Regions from separate parts of the Homo sapiens genome. Here regions 1, 2, 3, 4, 5 and 7 are each linked to region 6. The links are chromatin loops, found by intact Hi-C in ENCODE. Cell type or tissue: PC-9. All regions are shown on one strand.

Region 1 (4,000 bases), 120 kb before region 6:
AGTTCTCCAAAAAAGAGCTGAATCTTTTCTGGAACCTGAAGCACCGAGTACAGAATCTAGGAAGCTAGAGACTTTGGATCTTTCAGGCTTTAGGGTGCTCTTTGTTCTCGCTACTTGTGAACATTGAATGTTGGCTTTTCAAGCCTTGTCAATTTAGCATGTGTATTTTCTCTATGACGAGAACCCTCTTATTTCATACATTTTCCTCCAGAAAATGGGATATTAAGACTCAACAATTAAATTTCTAACTCTTTGGGCATCATCTGTCTTTAGAAATACAAGAGTTAACATCCTGAGGTTTTTTTTTTTCTTTTTTTCTTTTTAAAAAAGAACAAAACAAGAGCTAAAGCACACAGAAAAAAAAGGCACAAGGCAAAACATAAGCAGAAAAGACTATCACTAACTTTCTTGGTGAAAGTTCAATGTTTTGGGTACTCCAGTAAAAATCCATCCTAAACATACATTTTCCATAACAATGTGTGGTCTCAAGGTCGTAAACTGTGACTCTCTGTCTCCATGATTTTCTAAATCTTCTTTTAATCACCAGCCATATATTATTTTGTTTTCGTTTTTCACTTTTTGAATCCTTTTGCATTAGGAGTTGTAATAATATTTGCTGATGTGGATCACTTCATAGAGGGGAGACCTTACTTAGGTGCGCCAGTTTAAATACAAGTGAGAAGAGGCATGTTCAAGAAATTGTATTGAGTCCCGGAGCTGTGCAGGGTGTATTTCCTGAGAACTCATCTGGAGGAATGGCATGTGTGCTGGGGATACTTGGCAGAGGATTTGTTTCTTCTGATTCATTGCAGAAAAAAAAACCCTGTTAATTATGATGTGTTTAGAGCCTTCCAAGATGCTATAAATATAATTCAAGAAATAAAAGTAGGTGAGAAGAAATACAAGCTTTTGGAGCTACAAGGGATTTTTCAGCGTTTGCTTTAATCTCCCTCATTTTACAGTGGTCTTAGGGGACTGTGGTCAAGAATTCCATGGCAAAGCTGAGAGTAAGACTTAAAGATGGGTAAACAGCTAAGGAGTTTTTTCATTGACCTAAATTTACAAATTCTAGCATTTTTTGGTTTTGTTCTTTTTATGTCACCAGGAAAAAGGAACATGCTCTGTGGAAACATGGAGGAAATGGAGCATTGGTTGAGTAGATATAGAGTTTTGACTTTTCATAAACAGGCTCCCTGACGTTGGCTATCTTTTCTCTTCTCTGGATCTTCTTCTTCTTCTTCTTCTTCTTCTTCTTCTTCTTCTTCTTTTTTGTCTGTAGAGTAACGAGAGCACAAACTAGCTATGTTGTTCAAAGTCCGATCTTCAGAAATAAAATTTGATAATTTAAAATTGCTTTCTGGCTACTTTTAAGAAAAATAATAATAACATGCTGAAGAGAGAAAAAAAAAAAAGGTCCAGGTGGTTTTACAGAAATTATACCATATTGGAGGGAACATGCCTGGATATCCGTGTCAGGAATTTTGAATTAGATCTCATCCCGGCATTGAACTCCTCATGCCTTTGTAAATTGTTGTGGATGAGGAAAAGGCTTTCAAATTGCTTCTGAGATTTCAAATACATTCTACTTGTCTGAAATCCATGCAGTTCCCTTGGGCAGTTGCTGGGTGGCAGCAGAAGTGCTCCAGTGGTAGACTGTGGAACCTCAGAATGGCAGTGCTGGAGGCTGCAGTGTTCCCAGGCTCAGTCAGCACTGAATGTGGAGCCCAGGTCCCCACGCCAGTGAGGCATGCAGCTGGAATGGCTGGTAGGGCTAGGGTTGGCAGGCAGGGAGATCCTTTCTTTCCCACTGTTTGTCACTGGCCATGTGAAAAAAGTGGTTAATACAGTAGCCACTACAATGCATTAAATAGCCACTGTGGATGAGACACTGTATTCGGCTCTTTAAATATGTCATTGTGACTTCAAATATCATCACTATCGGGTGCCATTATGTCCATTTGCAGCTGAGGAAACTGAAGCAGAGAAAGATTAACAAACATCCTGAAGGCCACAAAGCTAGCCAGTGCTTTACCTGAGATGAAACACAGATCCGTATGACATTGAAACATGTTTTTTCCTACCATGAGACTACTCAAAATAATGATAATAATAATAATAAAGCCAGCAGCAAAAATCTAAATCTCATTTCTATTTTTATGCTCATGATACGTTAGCATCCTGGAATCTGCAAGGGCTTTGCTTGCTCATTATTTGATTGGGTACACACACAAACACACACACACTTTCATAGTGAAGGCAGGAGAGTGGTTGACTTTTGATTTTAAAAAGGAAGAAACTGAGGCCCACTAGAATGTGAAGTCACTTTACTAAAGTCCTTGGGAAATGACGGTAGAGCTGGGTTTCTTTATTCCTAGGTGAGGTAGGGCGTTTTCTACTGTAACACAGTGCCTTGAAGGGATGGGTTGCTTTAGACGAATACATGGGCAATCTTATAAAATCAGTTGGCTCAAAGGTAGAGAAACAGCCCACCTGAGTGCAGAGTTGAGATGGCCTCTATTCACATGATGGCCTTTGTCTGTCAGCACTAGTTGACTCCTGCCTGTGTTTATGATGATGCCTGTCTCATCTGCAGCTGTTTGCAGAGTCTTGCATATAGTATATGTCTAACTTAAGCTTGCCCACATGCACATAAAGGAACTGTGAATATGTTGTTTCTTTACTGAAGGCCCTCAGTGGGTGCCAACATTCAGACAAATCTTGATAAATGTGCCATAGCAGAAAATAGAAAAGAAAGTAATCTAGATATTTTGGGTATTGTGCATGCGTAAGTTTTACATTGTTTATTTTTGGATAGAATTTACACAAGAACTTCTTCTCAAGTCTTGAATATTTGCATCAGAGGAACTTCTAGAACTAGAAAAGACCTTAGAGAGTTTCTAAGACCCAAAGAGGGAAAGTGACTTATGTAAAGTTAAACACATTTACAGAGACATGGACGACTGAGGTATCCTGATCTTTTGGGGAAAAGCATGTGCTTGGGAACCAAACAAGTGTGGATTTGAATCCCGATTCTCATTTACTTGTGTACTTGTGGTATGATGACATGTTAACTTCTCCGTAGCTCTAAGTCCGATCTCATCTGTAAAAATAGAGATAAAAAGCAACTACTTTGCTTGGTATCTGGTCAGTCTAAAAGAGTGGGTATATCGAAAAGCCTAATGTGGTGTTTGTGCACTCTGCCTTTCCTATACGCGCTGATGCCCCAATCCATTTGTTTTGGATTCTAATGAAATCATGTGTTTTATAGTTTACAGCACAGATGTCCCACATGATATAGGAGTACAACTTAGTTCTTGATGGGAAAAACACAGTGCAATCAATCCCTTTATAATTTATTCATGTCATCGTTTAACCATGTTATAGCATGCTTTTCCCATATGTAATGCAAGCATCTATTATTATATTTGGGATCTGCTTTGACTTGTATTCCTGAACCTGTATAATTAAGTGTTATATTATAGTGGGCTTCACAGCATTGGGTAATGAAAAGAATTCTGGCCTTGTAATCAGCAGAATTTTGTGCCAACTCTGCCAGGACTGGCTGTGTGATTCTAGATGAGTTTCCTTTTGAGGCCTCAGTATGATAGTTCAGGTGAGCTATAAGTTTCTGATGAGCTTTCAGATTTAATTTGTGTGTATTTTTTTTTCCTACTAATATACATCGAGACTGTTGCTTATTGTGTCTGTAAAGTGCTTCTCAGGAAATCTGGGCAAGTCTCGTTCTTCAAATCAGCTCAGTAGTAGAAGATTAAGCTGACTTCCCAACCACAGACTTCTTCTGCCAAGTCTCTTCTCTTCTCTTCTTTCTTTCTTTATCTTTCTCTCTCTCTCTTTCCTTCCTTCGTTTCTTTCTTCCTTCCTTTCTTTCCTTTCTTTCTTTCTCTTTCTTTCTTTCTTTCTCCTTCCTTCCTTCCTTCCTTCCTTCCTTCCTTCCTTCGTTCCTTCCTTCCTTCCTTCCTTCCCTCTCTTTCTTTTCTAC
Region 2 (4,000 bases), 450 kb after region 6:
GTTTTAAAAATAGATTGTGTACGTGTGTGTGTGTGTTTATGAGAGAGACAGAGAGAGAGATGGGAGAGGGTGAGAATACACAGTAAGGACTTGGAACATATTCTTTGTGTGAAATGTTAAAAAATTGTTCACGGTGGCTGGGTGCGGTGGCTCACGCCTATAATTCCAGCACTTTGGGAGGCTGAGGTGGGTGGATCACGAGGTCAGAAGTTCAAGACCAGCCTGGCTAAGATGGTGAAACCCGTGTCTACTAAAAATACAAAAATTAGCCGGGTGTAGTGGCAGGCACCTGTAATCCCAGCTACTCGGGAGCCTGAGGCAGAGAATTGCTTGAACCCGGGAGGCAGAGGTTGCAGTGAGCCGAGATCATGCCACTGCACTCCAGCCTGGGCGACAGAGCAAGACTCAGTCTCCAAAAAAAAAAAAAAAAAAAAACAACTATTCAAGGTTTCCCAATAACCTTCTTGGGCTTTGAAGCTAGAGAGCGCTTTGGAATTCATGCTCCATTATATGTGTGTCTTAATGCTATATACTGTTGTAGGTCAGCAATATTTATATACATAAGTTTATATATATGTATATATAGATCTTTTGTAAATAGAGGGTGGATACTTTGTCCCCACCTTTTCCCATCCTAGCATGCAGTATAATGATTTGAACACGGCAAGGACACCACAAAGGCACAGGAAGACATCCTGCAATGTACATATAGTATGTGCCTTATGTACAGTAAGGGCCCTGAATTTAAAGTTAAAACCTAGATTGGAGAATTCTAACTTTGTGTTATCGTGAGCAAAGTAGTTTACTTAAGTCTCTGATTCTGATTCTTCCTTGACAGAAAGGGAATACAGGTGACTTTCTTATAGAGTTAGCTGAGGATTAAATTAATAGCTGTATGAAAATGCTCTATAAACTGTTAAGGACTATACAGATGGGTGAGTGATGGTGTCATTTATGGAAATCAGTAGATGCCATTACTCTCCATACTGTCGATACATAGTCTCCCATTTCTTCTTATCAGACTGGCCTACCTAGTCTTCCGGTAAAAAGAATATCCCGCAGATACAAATTACCATTACTGGAACAGAGGACTCACTTTTAGAGCAGATGTACAAATGAAACTCCAAAACAAGCCACAAATCTACCAGGAAAGAGAACCAATATGTGTGGTATTATATCGCCAAGGATACCTGAGTCATTTCATAGAAATTGAGCTGTGAGTGCCTCCCAGAATGAATGGTTTCTGAACGTGTTTCTGTTAGGAATGATGCAACCTTCAGTAGAGACCAGAGATTTAAGAATTCTATACTGTGAGTCATTTTAAAAGACAATCAAAGAGTATGTGTGGAAGCATAGACAATAACTTTCACCTCTAGCGTCCAGGTGTTGAAGGAGGTCAGCTACCAGGGAAGGACTCCTACGACTTTGGGTGCCACTGCGTGAGGCTTTGTCTTGGACCAGGGGGTAAAACATATCTCAGGCAGGACGCTGAGCTCTAGGTAGGGCTATCGTTTTTGTAGAAGCGTGACTTCTTGATACAACAAAGTAAGAGCTGAGGAAGGAACAGGGAAAACCAGTTTGGGCCCAGAGGGGAAAGAAATGATAGTGTAGTAGCCCGCGGTTTTGCAGGCAGTTGGGAGTAGCAAGCCACCCTTAGGGGGAGGATAATGTTTTCTCTACCTTAAGGGAAAATGATAGCTGACTTGCAGAGCAGTGTGCTGAGACAGACATGCTGCTACTGCAGTGGAAGGGGGTTGCAACGTATTGTCTTCTGTCTGGAGAGAGAGAGAGAGAGAGCGCGTGTATGTCACGTCTGTGTCCATAAAGCTCTCCGATCTGCCCACCAACCCTGTCCCCCACCAATAACATCTTAAAGAGAAGAGGTACAGGAATGTTTTACAGTGAAAAGATTACAGGGCTGGAAATTAGAAGCCACAAGTTCTAATTATGTCTCATTGCTAACTTCTGGTGTGATATTTTCTCTGGGTCTCTCATTTATCGGGGAGTTAAACTAGGTATGTCCAGTAGGGGTGAGGGGTAAGAGTTCTCTGCCCATCCAGGGTTTCTACTAGAAGAATTTTGACTCTACAGATAATTGTGTCTTCCTGTATTGCTGAGGAATGTCCAGGTTTGTTTTATTGAGGGGCAGGGGAGCACATAGATGTCCAGTAGTCAGGAAGGTGGTTTGCAGGCCTTTAATCAGCACTGAGAAGAGGGAAAACTAACTGCAGTTCAGTTCTCAGTTCCACCATTCACTGGAGTGCTGCTTTCAACTTTTGAGCTCCTGTTTCTACACCTCTAACGTATCAGTGTCATCTCACCCTGGCCTTTTTCTCATGATGGTCGTGACTTTAGGAAACATGTAAGAGTAAGCCGACCTTAACACGAGTACCTGCTGTATGACAGTCACTCTGACAAATGCCTCCCAGTGTCTGCTCTGTGAAGGTAACTGTGAATGATATTACTGGTCAGGTGGGGTTGACAGAGGTGGCCCTGGCAGGAGACACTAAATGAAAGGTCATTTTACCCTCCTGGGGAGATAAAGTTGCAAAATTACCGATCAAGTCTGTCAAATCTTTTTAGACTGGGTTTCCAAATCCATACCCTCAGGCAACTAGAACAAGGCTGGCGAGCTCCACCCCCGCCCCTTCCCAAGGTGGGTGCCAACATGCTGCCCTTCAGCAGGGAGGACACAGCTGCCTCTGGGGCCAGTGCCCAGGGCTAGCCACAAAGCTGGCTATGGCCTCCCCAAGAAGACCCAGGACACATTACTCCCTGCAGAGGTTTTGCTGCTTTGTGGCACGGTCTAAGTGTCGCCCCACTCCCACCACCTGCCAGGCCCAGTGGGCTCCTGGCTGGTCCTCACGGTAAGTGAGTAGCAGACAGCCCACCTGCTTGATGTCAACATTTGTGGGCGCGGCCCGGGAAGAATGTGCCGCTCCCAGCCTCCTTGGCTCAGGTAATTAATCCCCGCAACTGACAGGTGGCAACAGGCGGCCCTTTGGCTGGAGCCATCAGGAAAAGTGCTTGGAGGAAGGATTTTTTTAAAAAAATGATCAAGAGCACAATTCGTACATGTCTGGCAGCTAGACGGCTGTGGCAGGAAGGGAGGCAGGGAGAAGTAAATACCTTGCCAAGACGACTGTGGGGCCAATGTTGGGATCTGCGTCTGCCTGATCATTGTGATAGATCCAAAAGGATATGGTGGCCTTGGACTTGTTTGCAAGCTCACTTTGCAGAATTCCCCTTCCTTTGATGTGGATACAGTCTTAAAATGGAATGCCTCATTTGTGAATCAAAAAATCCGGGGCCAAAGTTGGAGCCCCAGAGGAGAAATAATTTGCCCAAGATGATGCAGTAAGTCAGTGGGCAGGTAGAGGACTAGAAGCCAAACTCAATGCCTCTTGGCTTTGTTTCCATGATTCACTGGGCAATATTTACTGCCCCATTATACACATGTAGTTTAGAAATAGAATGACAAAACTGGGGTCCTAGTCAAAGGAAGGATGATCAGTTGCCTCTTGAAAGATATTAGTGTTTTCAATCTAACCACTTAAAGCTGACTTCTCAAGAGAATGCCCCCACCCCAACCCCAGACCACCTGTACCCATTCACCCCCCCTACTTTTTATTTTTGGTAGTTCGGGACACTGACTATCAGAACACATTGACCTGATGTTTATTAGGATGGATATATTAAAAGCCATTGAAATGAACACTTTTCCTTTTTCTTTTTTTTTTTTCTTTGAGACAGAGTCTCGCCTTGTCTCCCAGGCTGGAGTGCAATGGCATGATCTCAGCTCACTGCAACCTCCACCTCCTGGGTTCAAGTGGTTCTCCTTTCTCAGCCTCCCAAGTAGGTGGGATTACAGGCACGCGCCACCACGCCCAGCTAATTTTTGGCACGACCTCAGCTCACTGCAACCTCCGCCTTCTGGATTCAAGCGATTCTCCTTTCTCAGCCTCCCAAGTAGGTGGGATTACAGACATGTGACACCACA
Region 3 (4,000 bases), 68 kb before region 6:
AGTCGTTGGATTGTTTTGGCACTGGTTCTGAAGCAGGCATAATTGGCAAATTATTATAATACTGCTGCCCGAAAATCCCCATTTGCCTCAAGATAGTGGCATTTATTGGCAGAAGCCTCTGAAATGTCCAGCACATTCTTTTGAGTTACCATTTAAGGATCAGCCTGACAATCGACTTCTCTCTGCACATTTGCCCCCTTTGTAACCTAAGCCAGACTGTTCCCAAATGACCTTCTAAAGGACACAGTGCACCATCATCAATGGAAACAGTTCAGAAAGGATGACAGGAGGGAGATGTTTCTTAGTTCTGAGAGCCAGTCTGTAACAATGGGATAAGCATTTAATGGAATCAAAGCTGTTTTGCATAAAGAGTGAACTCAGAGACGACAAGAGGGTCTTTATGAATTCCCTTCACATTTTGTAAAAACTGTCATATATAGGCTATCCCCTTAATTGATAAATGGGATCTAGAAAGCGGTATTATGACCAGAGGGTGAGAAGATTTAGGAATTTGGATAGCAGTTCAAGATAAGAAAGAACTTCTTATAGTTATAAATTTTCAATGATGGAATGGGTTGCTTCTTTAAACAGTGAGCCCACCATCACTTGGTATGTTCAAGGAAAGACTAGATAAAGTCGATATTGTGAGAGGAATTGCTGTATGATACCGTTTGGAGAAATGATTGACATAATCTTTTAAGGCCGGTGACCCTATCATTTTCCAAATAATTGTTGCTAGTACTTAGTTAATTAGACCCATTTTTTTCTTAGGAAAGAGTTGGATCAATCATGGGAGACCCTGAAAAATTTCCTTACCTTTCCTAAGGTTTAATTTCCTCTTCTGCGAAATGGAGACAATTATATTACTTTTGCTTATTTCATAAAGATCTTGTGAGGATTCAATGAAATGAGGTTAAATTCTTTTATTAAACAGAAAGTTTTGAGTATTTGCCTAGAGAGTGATGTGACTTTTGCAGCAGAAGGTGGGAAAACATCCAAGGGAACTACATTTCCTCCAGAAATTGTTTCTTCATTACCATCGACCTACTGATTATGGTTTTCTCATTTTACACTTGGTGTTCTTACTTGGGATCTTTGTCCTTAAGCTCAACAGGGAGCCACAACCCAGGGGACCTATGTGTACACTTGGAGTTTTTATCAGACTATCATTTGAACTTACCACTACAGTTTAGCAAATGGCATGATGAGTTTGATTGATAATAGGAGTAGACGCAAGATACATTAAGTAGAGTACAAAGCATTTCATAACCAAAATGTCATGGTTGGAGGTCTTCATTATTCGGTCTTTATCTCATTCAGGAATTTCCACTTGAAAAATCTCTGATAAGCTTTATTTCAGAAACTGCTTGAACAGCTCCACTGACAAATGCCTCACTATCTTCTGATACATCGTAGGCAGTTCTGAGGGTGAGAAAGTTCAAAGCAGATAGATGTTTTAACACAACAGGAGGACTTTTAAACAATCACCAGGACTCACTCCTCGGTGGTCAATTGGGCCTGTTTGGAGGCCTGACCTTTGGTCATCTTAAGGTCATCTAAGGCAGAAAAGAGAAGCTCACTTATAAGTTGGCACTTCTGAATCATTTGCCTTGAGGTCCATTTTTTATTCAGCCTTTGTTTAAACCTTCTTAGGAAGCCAGTTTGTAGAGTTCTGGGGATAAGAAGGCAGAAAAACCATGTCAATTCAGTGCTTTTATTTCACAGAAAATGAAGCAAAGGCCTAGAAACTAGAAAGACATTTCTCAAAAAGAAGATGGTGAACTTTTGGAAATACTGAGATTAGACTACATTTTCCAATTTCTATCCCTAGCCCACTGCTCTTTCCAATATAATATCTGTATTCCATGGGAAAGACATGCCATCTGAATTGATGTATCGTAGTTGTTGAGATAATTTTGAAATGAGAAAACAATAGGGCACAGTCGTTTGGGAAGAATTTCCAGAAATTGCCATCATTTTCTTAAAGGCTAAGGACACTTATAGAGCTCTCCGATTTCCTATCTGATAAAAAAAGCCCAAACAAAGCTGCGGAAGCTGGCAGAGCCAGCAGATATTTTGTAAGGCAGCTTCACCTCTGCTGGCATTTTGTGGGGCAGGAGAGGGGGAGGGCAAAGGTATTAAATTTAGGCTTAAAAGCTCCTCAGAAATTCTTTACACACAAGAGACCAAGTTGGAGAAAAGAAGATGACTTGTGCCAAGGGGAAGAAAGAGAGAGACTAATGCCTGTGGTTTTCAAAGGTTAACAACAACATAAAAAAGCCAAGGTATTTGCACAGGGATGAATGCTCATTGGCTCTTGGCCAACAATTATACAAGGGCTTGTGCCCACATCCTGTAGCTGTGGTTTAGGGACGCTGCTCATGAGTGACTTCTTATGCTTAGTGGCAGGAAACTTTAGTCACTGATGTGTAAACTCACCTTTGGTCTGCACCTCCCACAACGTGCTCCGAAAGCAGTTAGGGGACTAGGCCTCTTGATTTCCTTGTAGATACCAGTTCCCCAGAAGCTAAGGAAAAACTCTGAGGCCTTGGAGTTACTGAGAGTGGACCAATACTTGTCTTATTCTACCTGATTTTGGCAACTGCTTAGGGTTCTTCTGTATCCACAAAAAGGAATTATGATATCCTCTGCTAAACCCTCTCTTTAGCCTCAAAGCCCAAGACCAAAAAAAATGAGCCATATTTCATTGCAGGCCTGCTGCCAATGTGAAATATAAGGAATAAAGTCATGAGACTGCTTCTCAACCTAGACCTTGTATCTCGTGTGCTATTTTATATTCGATTTTAAAAAGCTCTTAGTAAATATCTCAGTCCCCTTTTCAGTGAAGCCAAATGGAATTTGCAAGCCCAGTTTAATTAACTCCTACGTTTTTAAGGTAGATATGACAGATCATGATATATTGTGGATGCGTTGAGATCAAGTGTTCTGAACCACCAACTTGTCTGTCGTGTCCTGCCCATAATGCTTACCCCATGCATCTCAGAAATTCCTTTTCCTTTTTTAATATTGTCTGAGCACTCTTCACGGAATCTGAGATTAGAAAGGATCTTAAAGGTCATGTAGTTTAGCCTCCTTTGGTTGAGGTTGCAGGAATGCCCTCAACCAGAGCATGCACAGCAGATGGAAAATCAGCTTCTGTGTGAACATTCCAAGAGCCCAGAACTCCTTGCTTTCTAAAGCAGTTAATTCCACTACTGAGCAACAGCAACAAGTAGAAGGTTTTTCTGGACATTGCACCCAAACCTCTCTCCTTGGAAATGTATAGATTTGATGCTAGATATTCCTTTGAAGGTATCCCAAATAAATTAATTTCCTAGTTCACATATTCACACTTTCTATAAAGGCAGGTGCTCTCCTAAAAGGTAGTGACAGTAGTTTTATTTTTGTATTTAGAGACAAAACTCCAGTGAGCACAATCATTTTTAAATATGATGCATTATCCAGAGTCCTTATCGAGCTTGTCTCTTCTTTGTAGACTATTCTGTTTGGTAAACACTTCTTTTAAAATATTATATTCAACACTTGTCTTGGCAGTTCATATATAGATTAATCAGTGCAAATTAGAATGGAGTTGTTCTTTATTTGCCACTATACTGTTATTAATAAAATCCAGGTTTCTTCTATCACACTGTTTGTTCACATGAAATGTATGAATAACTTCATACTATAATATAATATATAACTCCTTTCCTGATTGGGTAAATTCATTGAAAGCACAAATGAGACCACTTTAGCATAGATTACTTTTACTGAAATTGTGTTAGTTCTGAGTAATTACTGTTTTCTTTTCTAACTTTTAAATTTATTTTCTAAATTATTTGTTTAACACTTTACCATATAATTTTGCCTAAGTCACTGTTAAATTTACTCTTCTCTAGCATCTGGCAACCACCAGTGTTTTTAAATGAGTTTTTTTCTGTCTTCAGTCTAGAGGACAAGGTGGGCATAATTATCGTGATGGACAGCAGAGCCAAAGCAG
Region 4 (4,000 bases), 76 kb before region 6:
TGCTGTAAAGTTTATACAATGCTATGTCAAAATATACTATTCCCATCTCACTAACTCTATACCACTTCCACATCTGGCAGATATGGTGGTCAAATGGCCTTTTCCCAGACAGTCTTGCTTATCTCCCTGCTTCACCAAACTTTTCCAATCTGTTCACATACATAGTTTGTGTTACTCATATAAAACAATGTGAAAGTATAAAATAAAATAGTAGCTTTTTGGCACTGCTTTTAATATTATGAGACATAAAAATATCTAGTATACTATTATATAGTTATACTTTATATCTATTGATTACAATTTGAATACTATTTTCATGTAATTCAACTAATAAAACCCCTGTAAGATAAGGATAGGTGTCTTTGTTTTAAAAATGAGAACACTTGAGCCATGTGTGGTGGTGGCCTATGCCTGTAGTCCCAGTGACTCAGGAGGCTAAGGTGGGAGGATTGCTTGAGGCCAGAAGTTCAAGACCAGCCTAGGCAACAGAGTAAGACCATGTCTTTAAAAAAACTTAATAAAATAAATTAATGAGACATGGTGGCATGTACCAGTATTCCCATTCCAGTTACCTATAATCCCAGCTACTTGGAAGGCTAAGGCAGGAGGACTGCTTAAGCCCAGGAGTTCGAGTCTGCAGTGCAAGTCTGCAGTGAGCTGTGATTATACCATTGCATTCCAACCTAGATGACAGAGCAAGATTTTGTCTCTTTAAAAAAAAATGAGGACAGTTATTCAGAGGGATTAAGTGACTGAAATCATATAATAATAGTTCTATGTTATACCCAGTTTCCTAATATTCAAGGAAATGGGTATAAGCCTGAAAGAATTGTGTGTGTGTGTGTGTGTGTGTGTGTGTGTGTGTGTAAGGGGGGGTGAGAAAGAGAGAGACTGTGTGTACATTTGTATTAATTGATGTGATATGGTATAATATTGTATCTCAAAACCTGGCTCAATTATCCTCAATTATTTCATCCACTTTGTATTTGCAACTTATAGCCTTACCTTTTCTTTTTTAACCATCGCTTTGCTGGGTTCCTACAGTATGCAGAGACTACTGCTGGGAAGGATGAGTACTGAACCCAGAACTGATGAATAGCAGTGAACGCATTATGTGTGCCCTACAACCATCATGATCTACAGACCAACCATTTGTACTCTTTTCTTGTATTTCTATCCATCTTTTCAAGGGGATCATGTAAATGAACCAATGTTTTAGCAATTAAATTTAACTTTATACTCTTAGCCCTTTGTTTGCCTTTTACAACAATTCAACAAATATTCATTGAGTACTTACCTGGCAGTGACCATTACATGATGAGCAATATTCTGGATTACCAAGAAGAATAAAACTGATTTTGCCCTACAGATACTTACGGCGTAGGGGGAGGAGGCAGCAAAGACTTTCACAAATTATAATTTAAAGTACTAAGATTGTAAATAGGGGGAGCCCAAAAGTGGGAACAGATAAGTCCAAAAGTTAACAAGTCTGATGACATTTGATATGAAACTCAAGGTATGGGTGATTTAAGCACCAAAGAAGGTGGGAAAAGACATTTTAATTAGAGGAAACATGCTTAAAAGCTGCGAATTACAAAGGTATACAAAATGTTCTCCGATAAAGACTAATTCAGTTTAGCTAAGTTTAAAGTGCACTTGTGTGTGTGTGCACATATGTGCATATGTTCAGAGAGGAGGGTTGGGGGATGGGATAGGATGAGGATGGAAATTGCTATGGGTAGAAACCTCTCTTGTGCAAGAAAAAAGAAGCTACTGCCTCTTCTTATTTGTCTCTATGCACTTGAATTTATAGTCACAGGGGCTCTATGAGGATAATTCCAGGAAAAATGTGCAAAGATGATATATACAGTCTGTCCAGCAGTGTGACTTCTCAAGTGATTTCAAGTACTGGGTATTGGATGGGCGTGCCCTCTATGACAGGAGACTTGGAGACTTCCTTCCATACACAGGGAGGCTGAAACCTGTAGCCTGCAGGCTCAGAAAACCAGCTCAACTGAGGAATGTGGGCCTACAGGCATGAAACCTGGTCTCTTTACCCAGTGTAAACAGGAAGCCAGTGATGGTTGTAATAAGGAAAACTGAGACTCCAGGCAATGAACTGTTGGCAGACAGCACCTAAAGCAAACCTGTGGACCAGGCACTCGGCTGGTAAATAATTGGTGGAAAGTCAAGAATAATACGATGTCCCCCCTGTCCCCACCACGCACACTGCTGCTATACTTTATCCTAACCAACACACAGCCCCTGTGTAACTGGAGTTGTTAAAACCTGACCCTCTGTATTTGGGACTGAAATAAAAGAGAGAGCCAGAGGTGGGTGCATAAAAGCTTTTAGGGAAAAGTATGTGGCTGGTGGCATTCATATCAGATGACACAGCGTTCCTGTCACATAGATTTAGTTCAGGTGCTTGAAATGCTCAAGAGCCAGCTCGGGGACTTGGCCTTTTGTCTGCCTCTCCTTCAATGCACTGCTTGTCACCCTGCTTGTCTCTCTGTAACCATGCCCTCCCCTGGCTTTGAAGGGGCTCCTAGAAATGACTGGAAATGAAGTCCATCTGACTCCAATGAAATGCCAAATTCATTGAGTATGAAATAGTGCCAACTTTTACTTTCTAGCACTTTGATTTTGAGTCTACAGAGGATTCTTAAGGAAAGAAGTTTATGATGAAGCCAGAGGAAGCATTCAGTAATCCAACTGGACAAGATTTACTGATCTATGAAAAGGCATCCTGATAATCCAGACTTTGGATAATCCAGACTTTGTTGCAATAGAATTGTTGAGATGAATTATACTTTGATTTTTAAGAGATCATGGTTTGGTAATGATGATGAGGATGATGTCAGTGATGATTAAGCAGTTATTATTTATTGATTCCTGGCAACAAGCTTCCTTTATGGCCTTTGCAATATAACTCCAAATTTCAGGCTCATCTCATTCTGCTTTCCTAATCCTTTATATAATATGTGAGCACACAAGTGCATGTATGTGCACCCCTCCATTCACAGCGTGTATACAAACACTTTATTTCACTTAATCTTTACAACCACCTGATAAGTTTGATACTATTAATATTCTTATTTTATGGCAAAGGAACTATAAATTTCAGAGAGGTTGGATAACTTGCCCAAAGTCACACAGCTATGTGAGTATCATAGTTCCAACTTAAGACCCCTCTGCCTGATCCTATACTTCCTTTAGTTCAGTGGTTCTCAAGAGAGGGTGATTTTTCCCATGGGGGACATATGACAATGTCCCAGTGTCCCAGTGAGATATTATCGGTTGTCATATCAAATGTATACTTACAAAGGTATATAAAATGTTCTCTGATAAAGACTAATTCAGTTTAGCTAAGTTTAAAGTGCACTTGTATGTGTGTGCATATATCTGCATGTGTTCAGAGAGGAGGGTTGAGGCATGGGATAGGATGAGGATGGAAATTACGATGGGTAGAAACCTCTCTTGTGCAAGGAAAAAGGAGCTACTGCCTCTTCTTATTTGTCTCTACACACTTGAATTTATAGTCACAGGGTCTCTATGAGGATAATTCCAGGAAAAAATATGCAAGGATGATATATACAGTCTGTCCAGCAGCGTGACTTCTCAAGTGATTTCAAGTACTGGGTATTGGACGGGCGTGCCCTCTATTACAGGAGACTTCCTTCTATACACAGGGAGGTATCTGTCTGGTATCTGGTGGGAGGAGGATAGGGAGGCTGCTTAACATCCTAACATGCAGAAGACATTCTCTGCCATAGCAAAAGATTGTCTGGCCTAAAATAGCAATAGTCCCAAGGTGAAGAAACTTTGGTTTAGCTGTACAGACAGCCACATTTGTGACTCTACTTCATAGAAAACCAGATGAAATATTTGAGTGGAGGTATAGGTATAGGAAACACATAAGAGAAAAAAAGGTCAACTTTTCCCTTGAGTTTGTGGGAAGGCATTGTGGAAGATACAGGATTTAAGCTTGGTTTTGAGA
Region 5 (4,000 bases), 120 kb after region 6:
GTCTCTACTATAAATACAAAAATTAGCCAGGTGTGGTGGCGGACGCCTGTCATCCCAGCTACTCAGGAGGCTGAGGCAGGAGAATCACCTGAACCCAGGAGGCGGGGGTTGCAGTGAGATGAGACCATACCATTGCACTGCAGCCTGGGCAACAAGAGTGAAACCCTGTCTCAAAAAAAAAAAAAAAAAATCTATGTACTTGGCCTACCCTTCCCTACCCTACCATCTGCTCTCATTTCACAGATGAAATGTCTGAGGCTCAGGGAAGTTAAGTGACTTGCCCATACTCTAGCTTGGTGAAAACCTAGGACTCAAATATTCTCAGGAGTTCTATTTCTCTTGCTTTATAAAATGAAATTATTATAATATAAAATTAGCTAAATGTTAACACAATAGCTCCAATATGCTCTTCAGGATTGTTTTATGTGCATAATACATGTACATTAATCCTGTGTACAGAATTCACTTGTTTAACTCTTGGTTATCCATACTCATAGAAGCAACACTCGTTTTGATAAGCATCAGTTGTTGAGTAGAACACCAAAGATCATTGGAGCTTGAAGACACGTTTGGTATCACTACTCCAACACACCTATTAGCAGGGAAACATAGACCTGAAGAAGGCATGCAAATTCTCAAAATCACTTAGTTGTTAAGGAAGCTTCTAGAATATGAGCAATTAATTTTGTTTTATCTTAGGCTTAATATTTTCAGAATTCCATGATAAATAGTGTGAAAATTGTGACTACCAAGTATCTCACAAGAGAAAAAGAGAAAGCTTATAACGAAAGTCCAGAAGTGTGACTTGAGCTCTCTTAGTGATCTCAGATAAACATCTCTAGGCTTGTCAACTCCACCAACTGTCAAATGGGGGCAATAGAGTAGAAGACCTTTACAGTTCTGCTTTTTTCTGAAAACCTTTCTTTTCAATGAAACTGGCAGCTTTGAGAACCAGTCAGTTGACTATGATTTTACTGAATGATTGGAGAGAAAACTCTATATTAAGCCATGCTCCACTGCAGAGGTATTTTTTCCAGGTTGAGAACAGCTATGGAACAATGCAATTGGAGCACTGATGTAATTACTCATGTCCATGGAAGTGTGCAGGCTTTCCTCTTTGGTTCTCTAGATAGAGGATATGTGAGTCTCAAGAGTACAAAAAGGGGAAGCTGGGCACAGTGGCTTATGCCTGTAATTCCAGCACTTTGGGAGGCTAAGGCAGGAGAATTGCTTGAACCTGGGAAGCAGAGGTTGCAGTGAGCCCTGATCATGCCACTGCACTCCAGCCTGGGAGACAAGAGTGAAACTGTCTCAAAAAAAAAAAGGCACAAGAAGGGGAAAAAAAGAACAAGAGAAGCTCTTGAGGTTAAAGCATCTTACACTTCATACACATAATTCTTTTTTGGTGAATATTTTGTTTTCCTAAAAAGTAAGGGCATCTTAGAAGAGGCCTCTCTGTGAATAGTCTCTTTGGAGGAAATGGGGTAAATAAAAGCACAAAGTCTCCAAATTACAAATAATCTGGAGACCATGCTCTCACAAGCTCAATTTATCAAGAGCAATGAGGAAATACTTCCTAATCTTCATCCCAGGGTGATTTAGGCCCAGAGCTCTTGAGAAAGTAAGGTGGGTGTAACCTAGTCTAAGTGACTGGTTCTTCATGGGGTTTAAAATGGCTCAGGGGAGAAAGTGCAGATGATAGCAACATCACCTGTGGTGACTTTGCTCTCTCAGAGCTTACACATTCTAATGAATGCTCTGGAAGGAAAGGGCACCAGGTGATCTGCAGAGTAGCTTTTAGGGTCAAAATGTTCCTACCATGCTGCTGGTTATTCTTTCTGGCACAGACAAAAGTGCACTTATAACACCGAATGCAAATAGCATACCCTTGCATCGGGTCCCTTTCATCAGAGCCAGTGGTCCTATCAATTCGAGGAATTTCATTTTTGGTATCCTGAATAGTGAGGATAAAAAAAATATAGGTGTTTTTTGCTCCCAAGGGCTGGAAGAGTTTTTCACTCAAGAGCCAAATTTGTCTTTCTATTGTAGATGAGAGGGTGAGTGTAGGTGTTTGTTTTACATCAGGATGACAAGCTGTGCATACCTTTCTGAGGCGAGGTCTGGGTGTACTGGGGTGTGTCCCAGAGGAAGTCAATGTTCAGAGCTTTATTTTGTGTGTGTGAGCTATTCAGTTTAATTATACCCATGCTGCCAACTTGCTTTTTATTATTACTCTTATTCACTTTAATATTCCCTTCCCTTGGCTAAGCATAAAGAGAAGGTTCGTTATTATTTGAACAGCTTTACATTTATGATGCCCCGTTAGTTTGCAAAGCTGGAGACTTCACTGTGAAAGCGCTGTAATAATACTCAGGGAAGATGAGCTCTAATCCTACTTCTAGCTTGGCGCACAGGAGCTTCGGAATTGCTCAGAATTTAAAGGCGCTTCACTGACATGAGGGAGGAAAGGGATAAAACAGGGCAGAAGGGAGGAACTGGGGATCATAGGAATGAGACTGACAGTACATATGTCTCTGTTCAGTTTTAAATTTTGGTAAGTAGAATAACAGATTATACATTGACATCTTGAGAACAGCAGCTGTCAAAACTGTCAGTCAAAAGGAGATTGATTCCATTCAATTATTTGTTAAACCAAGAAGTTTAAAGATAGGAAAGAACTATGAGGCCATGCAACTCATTTAAAGTCCCTCTGCTTCGCAAATTTATTTAAGATCAGCATCTGAGGGCAAAATAAAAGTTTATTATTATTTCATGTTAACGTAATAGCAAAGATAAGGAAGAACAATATTGTATTAGGCCATTCTCTCATCTCTCTAAAGAAATACCTGAGGCTGGGTAATTTATTTAAAAAAAAGGGGGGAGTGTTTAATTGGCTGATGGTTCTGAAGGCTGAACAGGAAGCATAGCACCATCTACTTCTGGGGGAAGACTTAGGAAGCTTCCAGTCATGGTGGAAGGGGAAGGGAGAGTAGAGTAGGCATGTTGCGTGGCCAGAGCAGGAGCAAGAGAGAGCAAGCAGGGAGGTACTACACACTTTTATATTACTAGATCTTATGAGAACTCAATCGCTATCACAAGGACAGTACCAAGGGGAATGGTGCTAAACCATTCATGAGAAATTCACCTCCATGGTCCACTCACCTCCCACTAGGCCCTAACTCCATCATTGGGGATTACAATTCAATATGAGATTTGGGCAGGCACACACAGGATCTATGTTCTGATGATACATAGATGTGATAAGTGCTAAACACTGGTGATTCAGAATTGGTAAAACTCAATTCGTGTCCTCAAGGAGTGCACCATCTTTTATGGTAGTCAGCTGTGAGCCAATAATGCAAATGTCCTGTGATGGGTGAAGTCACTCAAAAGGTGTGTACCAGCGACTGAAGTGGAAACCAGTAGCTAATATTATGCTTACATTTGACCTGCAGGCTGCAAGGCACAAATAGGTACTCTCTTGCCAAGTTCATTAAATAAACGGGATAGCCCTGAGTTCCACGTCTGCGGATTTCTTTGCTTTTGTTGACTGTGTTTTCAAAATGTGAGTTGCAAAATGAAAATATAAGTGCCTTCTATTTTGGGGAAGAGAGAGATTACACTACACTGTTTCACATATTGATTCCTATAGTTTTGTAGCCTGTACCTCAACTTTTGTGCCACTAAAATAGAGAATACTAATACTGACTTTCTTCACAAAGCATGAAGATGAACTAACATATCTTTAAAATTATCTGAAAAGATGTAATTTATCTTTTTTTTTTTTTTGAGATGGAGTCTTGCTCTGTTGCCCAAGCAGGAGTGCAATGGCATGATCTCGGCTCACTGCAACCTCTGCCTCCTGGGCTCAAGAGATTCTCCTGCCTCAGACTCCTGAGTAGCTGGGACTACAGGCATGCACCACCACACCTGGCTAATATTTGTATTTTTAGTAGAGACGGGGTTTCACCATGTTGGCCAGGCTGGTCTCGAACTCATG
Region 6 (4,000 bases):
TCTCTGTCTGGGGTCAGGCAAGTGAGAGATTCTGGTTCTGCACGTGCCTCTCGCTCCCTTTGTGAACCCGAAAAAATCTCAGATCTCTCTGTGTACCTCAGTTACCTTATGTGTAAAATAAAAAGGTTTCACTAATCACCTCTGAGATTCCTTCCAGTATTTACACTGAAGTAATCCATGATTCACATTTAATGATTGTATTTTAAAATGTTTAAGTGGCTAAACATTTTGGGGGAATTGCTAAAGCAGAAGATATATATTTGTTGTTATTGTTAGAGCAGGAAGATAACGTTGGTGAAAGGACAGTAATAGCAGGGACTGCCATGTGTTTTTTAATTATGTTTTTCTCTCCACTATCCCCTTTTCTACTCCTGAGCACCCAGGAGTGTGGTTACAGGAGGCCTCAGGGACTCAGACACAGAAAAGCACCTGCACGCCAACTTTCCCTCACTCTGTTTTTCATTTTCCGCCTCCTGGGTTCAAGCAATTCTCCTGCCTCAGACTCAGGAGAGTAACTGGGACTACAGGCGCCACCACCACGCCCAGCTAATTTTTGTATTTTTAGTAGAGATGGGGTTTCACCATGTTGACCAGGCTGGTCTCAAACTCCTGACCTTAGGTGATCTGCCTCCCAAAGTGTTGGGATTACAGGCGTGAGCCACCACACCTGGCCAGATATCTTTTTATTCCTTAACTTTTCATAGTTTCTAGTCTTTAATGGAACTTCCAAAGTTTTTGGTGCTTGTGTCAGGCAGGCAGGAAGGATCTATGGGACATCAGAGAGGAGAAAAACATAGTCCCACATCTTGGGTGGCATCATGGAAGGGTTTTCTGAAGAAAAGAAATGATAAGAAGACAAAAGACTGCAGGCTGCAAGGTGTCCCTGGGGAATTTGTCCTAGAAAAGATGTTCGGCCCCACAATTTTCAGGTCCCCAGGATCCCATGGTCATGTTCTTCATGGATATTCATCCTCCCTGGTTTCCTGGGCCCTGTCAATCAGGATCTGCAAGTGTCTATCTCCCACTTCGGGAGGGTGAGATTTTTCAAGCATTCCAAATTGAAGCACATTTTCTTATACAAACTTGGTTATATTTGACAGCCAGTTACTGTAATTATTTTTGTAAAGTATTATAGGTACATTATGGGCTGAGTTGCTTTGTGCAGGACAAACTTGGATCCTGAACCAACATATATGCCATGGTTTCCATAAGAAAATGGGACTTCAGTTCCAAACTACTCCTTCTTCTCTAAGTTGAGGAAGCCTTGGAGATAATTTTAAATATTTTCTTCGGAGTTTATAGTATAAAAGGCATTTGAAAAATGAAGATCTGAGCTAATCCTGGTTTGGTGCTTGATATCTCTGGTAGTCTTGGGAGAATGGCTTAATCCCCCTAAGTTTCTGTTTGCTCAGTAGCAAGGTGAAGTGGACCATTTTTACCAGTTAAAAGTGACATGCCAAGCGTCTTGTAATAATCCTTACTTTTGATTCCATTCTCTGGCCATATTGAATTACCCATTTTCCAGAACAACCATGCTTTCTCACACCTCTGACATTATATCCCTTCTGCATCTTTAAAGATTCAGCTCAGACATCACCTCCAGGAAAGCCTTCCTGAACACCACACACATGCACAATACAAACACACCCAATACAGCCTTCTTTGGAGTTTCTACAATGCCTCGTGTTCACCACTGTTACGGCACATATCTCACTGCATAAAATCTGGCTTATTTATTTATTTATTATTATTTTTTGAGACAGAGTCTCCCTCTGTCACCCAGGCTGGAGTGCAATGGCGCAATCTCGGCTCACTGCAACCTCTGTCTCCTGAATTCAAGCAATTCTCCTGCCTCAGCCTCCCGTAAAGCTGGGATTACAGGCGCCCGCCGCCACACCTGGCTAATTTTTGTATTTTGGGTAGAGACGGGGTTTCACCATGTTGGCCAGGCTGGTCTTGAACTCCTGACCTCAGGTGATCCACTCGCCTCAGCCTTCCAAAGTGCTAGGATTACAGGTGTGAGCCACCACGCCTGGCCAAAGCCTGGCTCTTTAGTTGCCATCTCTCATGTTTCACCATAAAATTTTTGAGAATATGGGTCATATTACTTGGTTGTGTAGACTGGAATATTTGTGTAATAAATACCTCTTGCAAAAATGAATAAATGCATGAATAATAAGAAAGCTTTTTCACTCTTTCTGCACTGTCTCCCTGCTAGTTCACTGCTCTGTTTACCTGTGTTAAACATATCCCAAGTTGGCTAAGTAATCAAAGTTGCTCTACGTCCCAGAATCTATTAGCTGGAGCCCTGCAGGATGAGACCATGCTCCTTCCCCCTTACTCAGCCAGTCATGCTGACACAACTTTGGAGGTATGGGGAAGCGCCCAGAGCCCACACCCTTCTTTAAGGCTGTACCTTACCCCTTAGGCATGAAGTGTTCCAAAGTCTGAGTCAGCCATCCCTGTCCATTCACATGCCTGGCTGCAGTCCAATACTCAGATAAGAAACCACCCAGGTGCTTGGCCTCAGAAAGCCAGCAATGAGGTGGTCTTGGCCAATGGAGACCAAATTAAACTAGTGAAGAATAAAGTAGCAAGCAAGCCCTAGATGGGAGTCAGGAAATCTTGCCTGGTTTCTGCATTGATAAAAGCTGTTTAACCTTTGGCAAGTCACTTTTTCTCTGGGCCTACTTTCATCTTCTGGACAGTTAATGGGTTGAGCCAAATGACCTCTAGAGTTTTGTTCAGTTCTCAGGTTCTAGGATCTAAAATCAAAGGCAGGCTAAGCATTTCTCATACCTGAAATGGTAATGATACTTACTTGCCTGTAGCAACCCCATCTTCAGGGGAAGGGGCAGAAGTAACAGCTTAAGTTCACTGACAGTGATGGCTTAAAATGCACACAGGATACTGTCTGAGCCCTCATTTCATTGAGGCTAAGAGCCTAAGAAAGATTAGCCTTGCTGCCTCATAAAGCTTTACGTATTAGCAGAGGGTAATGCTGTACTAGTACAAAGCAAAGGCCATGACCTGGGCTGCACTTATTATTTAAATGAGCAATGTACTACTACACATACATTGTGCAATTGCATCATATCCTTTGCGCAATCTATTCTGCAGAGTCTTCAGCAACCAGGGCGTTTGTGTCCTGTAGACAGGCTAGGATCAAACACCAATTGCTTTGCAATGGATCGATAAGAATAATATTGATAATACCAGTACTTCTACCGAGAGTACCACCTTTTATTTAACATTTAATACATCCAAGACTTGTGCAACACTCATTTTGTTCTTTTAACCACTCTGGTAATGCAATATTTTTATCCCCATAATACAAATGAAGACAGTGAAGTTAACTTTAATATAATTAAGACAAAGTATATAAACTGGCTAAGAAAGCTTGGATGACAATTTTAATCTCTCACATTTGTATAGCATTTTAAGCTTACAAAATATATCTTAAAATATAATTCTATTTAGTTTTTACTATGATGTAGCAGCTGAGTAATGACTGTTTCCAATTTAAGAAATAAAAATTTGAGATGAGGGGAGATGGAAAAATGGTAGTTCAGATCCCTTGATCTTCAGTCCTGGGCCTTCCCAGTAACCCAGCAATCTGTGCTGAGACTCCTCACAGGTAAAGTGTGGCCCAGGTATAAGAAGCTTTCTGAAAAACAGTGCCTTCAAGTCAAACAAAGCCTATACAGCTGAATTCTGGAGCTTGGTTGAAATTGTGGATGAAGCAGAAGATAGGTTGGGGTATGAACAAATGTAGAGAAAGAAGGAAGGGCAAAGATCACATTTTAATAATGTTCTGTACTGTACGTGAATAATGCCAACAGTACACTGTCACATTTGTGTTTAGCTCATTTTCAGCAACAGAGCAAGATCCCAGAGTGTAGCAAGAAGAGAGACCGTTTTGGGTGGAGATATTTCTGTTTCCGCAGGGGCTTTTATGCTCATTCAACTTGAAACTTCTAAAATAACTCATTATGTGTGG
Region 7 (4,000 bases), 170 kb after region 6:
GGCATCTTGAAATCAGCCATTGTGGGAATATTTACACCGCAGAAATGAGCTAATAGTACAAATAGAGGCTTAATTTATTGCTTTGTTGACGAGGAAGTGATGGAGAAAGTGTTTATAATGCAGATTAAAACTGCATTGTGTCTCTGGTCATTGTATTGTGAATAGCACCAAAAATTGAGAAACTATTATTTCAGTATTTGAAAACTATTATTTGATTCAATGCCTAAGTGGCTTGGGTAATTGACAAACCAAAGTTCTGAGGAATATTTTTGTTGTTTCACTTTTGTCTTACTCACTAAACAATACCAATCAATATTCATACTGGAGTTATATTCACCCATCAGTTGCAACCACAGGTTGGCTATACAAGAGTTTAACAAAAACTGATAACAGAATTCTATTGTATATTCTGTTATTATTTATAATTTTGTGCTATGTAAACATTATGTCAATAAAATTTATAATAAGCTTATATACATAAAAATATGCATCCATTTTTCACAAAAAAGCCAGCAGCTAAACATTTAGAAGTATACTATTAGGCTGCTTTCACAGTTTATAAGCCCAGATGCTATGCAGAGATTTTCTTCTTGAGTATTTTTGTCTTGGCAACTTCCTGTCACTTGGTTGCACTTACCAGTTTACTTCCCTGTAATAGGACTTGCTTGGCCCTGAACTGTAAACAGTGAAGAATATTTTAGTCGCATTTCCATAGCTAGTCACTACCTAGGAGAGTCTCTTCAAATAAGGCAATACCTGACTTTGAAAATGGTGGTTTTTCTAGCTTTAGTTTTTCAGTTGCAGCAGGAACTCTGTTACCTAAGTTAAAATACCAAAGGCAGAAACTATGTGAATAAAATTGATAGATTTGCCACGTTAAAAAGCGGTGCTTCTATAGTACGGAAAACATCATTAACGAAGTTTAAAAACTAAAGATTAATAGGAAAACATGTTCAATAACTATTTCAAAGGATTGTTGGCTTTAAAGTATAATTTTTACACTTCTGTAAGAAAACAATAATACCATGAAGAATAAACAGGCCAAAGTCATGAACAGAAATTTCACAAGGAAATTCAAATGGCAAAAAAAAATACAATAATAACCTCACCAGTAATCAAAACAATTAAAATTAAAATAAGATACATTCACTTTTAAATTTAAAGATTTTTAAATGATTATCTGGGAGAATGTATTGTGGGGAAATACAGGGACTCTCAAATAATTCGATAGGAGTGAACTTGCACCCACTTTCTGGAGGACTTTTTGGCAGGACCCTTCTTGTCTCTTGACCTCACAGTTCTACTTTAATAATTCATTTAAAGGTAATATTTAAATACATGTGGAAAGATGTAGCTAAAAAAATATTTATCACAGCTTTGTTTATAATAAATTTTTAAAAATAACTTACATGTCTAATAAGAATGAATCAGTTATTTACACAGATACAGAATCCTAAGCAACTGTAACAATTATTTAATGAAATATTATTAACTGTCATGGAATGACTTTAATGATATATAATTGTGGAATGAAAACAGCAGATGTAAAACTATGTATAACATGATCTCACACTTGATATAAATATGATTTTATATATACAATTATTTGTGTATATGTTACATACATACATATACACATAATGCATAAGATCTTAAAGGATATACACCAAAATGTTAATTGAGCTTTTGTTTCAGGTGGTTTTATTTTCTTCTTCGATTCTTTTCTTATTTGTATTTAATTGTTCTACATTGAGCATACGTTACTCGTACAATAGAATTTAAAAACCCATCCCTACACTATCTCAGCACTTTATGAGTTTCATAATCAGGTGATTCAAGGACTTGTTAGTACTCAGATTCTTGGGAATTGCAGCTGTCCTGCCTAGAGATGCAATTGGACGTAGCTCAGCAGGATAAGTACAACCTACAAGGGCACTCCTGGAAGGAGGAGAATTCCCTGTGTTTGCATTTTTTTCTGGCTACACAAATGCTGTGCTGACTTAACAGCCCACAGGTGGCTGTTCTCTTCTGCCTCGGTGTGGAAATGGAAAGAGAGACTGACTAATTTTACTGAATCATTTTACTAGTTATGTGACTGTGGGTTTGGTTACCCACAGGCATTTCTGCTGCAATTGGTTAGCCTGGGGGAAGTTTTATTTTAACATGTTCACAGAGGCTTTTCCTGTCCAAGTGAATGGTTGTGAATGACAGCGAGGGAGACTACACCCTCTCACGTATATCCATATACAAGGATTGGGACAGCCTGACCTTCTGGGATTATATCCTTTTTTTGGCATCTCTGGGTAAAAGGCCTTAGGCTTCTAACTTCAATGTTGGAATTTTGACTACAGGGCAATGTCTCATATTTCAAGCATCTCTGTAGCCTACCCTTTACAACTATCCTGAAGAGACCTCTATCCATCTGCCACAAAAAAGACCTAACACCGAGGTTGCTTCTGGAGTTAAGAGCCTGGAGTTTGCTGCCTAAGACTATGGGAAGGCTACTTCCGCACTTAAATGTGAAGTGACCCTTGGTAGGATCTGTGTTCAGTATCCCCATCATTTCTTCAGTTGAATCTATTGACAAAGGCATCATTAAAAGCAATCAACTTACATTTCATTTTGATGACCTTGTAAACAAAAAATAAAATCCTAAGCCCCCACCATCTGAACAGGCCCCCTCTTGGCCAAGGGATTCCAGAAAAACCTAAAAACTGAGTTTCCAGCCATGACCCATGATGGGACAGGAGGTCAAACATACTCTGTTAACCCCTCTCCTTTTTGCAGTTTAGACATAACTGACCAGCATTAATGTTAAAATAGAGACCACAAGACTGACAGAACAGACTCTTTATGACAATAGACTATCAAATTATAAACAGGACCTAAGGCCATGCCATGCAAGAGTTAAGTCACATGCCTGCACTAAAGAATAAACTGTGTTCTAACCATGCCACAAGGCTTTTCTTTAGCATCTAAACAAGCACTGGTCTTGAAAGAAGCAATATTAAGACAATTTTCAGCTCACCACCATACACTCACTGACCTCACTGTTTTACCTGCCATAATTATAGCTTTGATTGGACAAGTGACTGATTTCAGTAACTTTCTTCTGATAAGAAGACCACTGACCATGGACTGGCTCTGGTTGGTTTACAGAGGCTGTGCACTGACTGGAATTCCTTGTGTCCTGAAAAGACCTTTAGATGGATAGGGACTAATTATAATACATTTAAATATTGTCCCTACTCCAAGGTGAACTTTCTTCTTTCTTTCTTTCTTTCTCTTTCTTTCTCTTTTCTTTCTTTCTTTCTTTTTCTGTCTTTCTCTCTTTCTTCTTTCTCTCCCTCCCTCCCTCCCTCCTTCCTTTCTTCCTTCCTTCCTTCCTTCCTTCTTTCTTTCTCTTTCTTTCTTTGTTCTATATATGAACGTGGGTCATATGTAACATGCATGTTTGTTCAATACACATGCGTCCGGACCACCTTCATGAATATTCACCTCCTCTCGTAACCTGTTGAATATGTATGTTTAGCCAATGCACTCAGCATAAAGCTCCTACCCAATCTCGTTTGAAGGGCCTGTGCTTCTCAGCCTGCAGGATGACCACTTTGAAGGATGTAACCTTTTTATTAAAAAATAAAGTTTCCTATTCTAAATTTATAATTTTATAATTTTTTTTCAAAGTTAGCAACCTATACTGGACTTCAAAAATATGCCAAGAGCGGTGCTAGATGCTGAGAATAGAAAAATAAGTTAGACAAAGCCCTGAACTCTAGTGATATACAGTCCACAAGAGAATTTGCATGAAAAAATATGGCTTGTCCATAAAGTCTGGAAACATAAGCATATATGCCTAATAATATATGCATGTCAAGAATGTCGCCAATATATAAAACTGATAAGGTAATATCATGTATGTCCCCAGACTTTATAGATAGCCTGTTGAACATAAAATAATAAGTAATATGGTGACTATAGTCAGATCTTAGATTCCAGTGAA

What was found. Hi-C counts contacts between places; a loop is a spot of excess contacts. Peaks named below come from ENCODE experiments on the same cell type or tissue, not always from the same donor. Only the 100,000 strongest peaks of a DNase experiment are listed, where the experiment ranks them.
Region 1: a loop joins it to region 6, with 7 times the contacts of the local background. A loop is called at or near these places in 11 of 110 quality-filtered maps.
Region 2: a loop joins it to region 6, with 10 times the contacts of the local background. A loop is called at or near these places in 4 of 110 quality-filtered maps.
Region 3: it touches region 6 in a loop (5-fold over the local background); 6 of 110 quality-filtered maps call a loop at or near these places.
Region 4: it touches region 6 in a loop (5-fold over the local background); 6 of 110 quality-filtered maps call a loop at or near these places.
Region 5: a loop joins it to region 6, with 4 times the contacts of the local background. A loop is called at or near these places in 3 of 110 quality-filtered maps.
Region 7: it touches region 6 in a loop (8-fold over the local background); 5 of 110 quality-filtered maps call a loop at or near these places.

What each region holds. Positions count from the first base shown.
Region 1 is chr3:189,268,794-189,272,793 of GRCh38, forward strand. All of the region lies in intron 4 of TPRG1 (tumor protein p63 regulated 1), which reads left to right. Among named protein-coding and RNA genes, the nearest start is that of TPRG1-AS2, 30 kb to the left of the region's middle. In PC-9, CTCF peaks have their summits at 1,635 and 1,837; a DNase peak (open chromatin) is centred at 1,678.
Region 2 is chr3:189,840,444-189,844,443 of GRCh38, forward strand. All of the region lies in intron 4 of TP63 (tumor protein p63), which reads left to right. Among named protein-coding and RNA genes, the nearest start is that of MIR944, 13 kb to the left of the region's middle. In PC-9, no CTCF peak of the experiment used is centred here; DNase peaks (open chromatin) are centred at 1,258 and 1,568; H3K4me3 peaks cover 1,371 bases; H3K27ac peaks cover 3,127 bases.
Region 3 is chr3:189,322,536-189,326,535 of GRCh38, forward strand. It overlaps TPRG1 (tumor protein p63 regulated 1), which reads left to right. Exons shown (of 6, transcript NM_198485.4): 6 at 1-2,769. Among named protein-coding and RNA genes, the nearest start is that of TPRG1-AS2, 84 kb to the left of the region's middle. RefSeq lists an enhancer at 1,531-2,730. In PC-9, no CTCF peak of the experiment used is centred here; a DNase peak (open chromatin) is centred at 2,336; H3K4me3 peaks cover 605 bases; H3K27ac peaks cover 3,011 bases.
Region 4 is chr3:189,314,449-189,318,448 of GRCh38, forward strand. All of the region lies in intron 5 of TPRG1 (tumor protein p63 regulated 1), which reads left to right. Among named protein-coding and RNA genes, the nearest start is that of TPRG1-AS2, 76 kb to the left of the region's middle. In PC-9, no CTCF peak of the experiment used is centred here; DNase peaks (open chromatin) are centred at 2,013 and 2,403; H3K4me3 peaks cover 1,192 bases; H3K27ac peaks cover 2,918 bases.
Region 5 is chr3:189,511,360-189,515,359 of GRCh38, forward strand. No RefSeq gene overlaps it. Among named protein-coding and RNA genes, the nearest start is that of TP63, 120 kb to the right of the region's middle. In PC-9, no CTCF peak of the experiment used is centred here; a DNase peak (open chromatin) is centred at 2,102; H3K27ac peaks cover 1,774 bases.
Region 6 is chr3:189,390,756-189,394,755 of GRCh38, forward strand. No RefSeq gene overlaps it. Among named protein-coding and RNA genes, the nearest start is that of TPRG1-AS2, 150 kb to the left of the region's middle. RefSeq lists an enhancer at 3,853-4,000. In PC-9, no CTCF peak of the experiment used is centred here; DNase peaks (open chromatin) are centred at 2,346 and 3,086; H3K27ac peaks cover 3,507 bases.
Region 7 is chr3:189,561,973-189,565,972 of GRCh38, forward strand. No RefSeq gene overlaps it. Among named protein-coding and RNA genes, the nearest start is that of TP63, 67 kb to the right of the region's middle. In PC-9, a CTCF peak has its summit at 1,783; a DNase peak (open chromatin) is centred at 2,099; H3K4me3 peaks cover 336 bases; H3K27ac peaks cover 2,621 bases.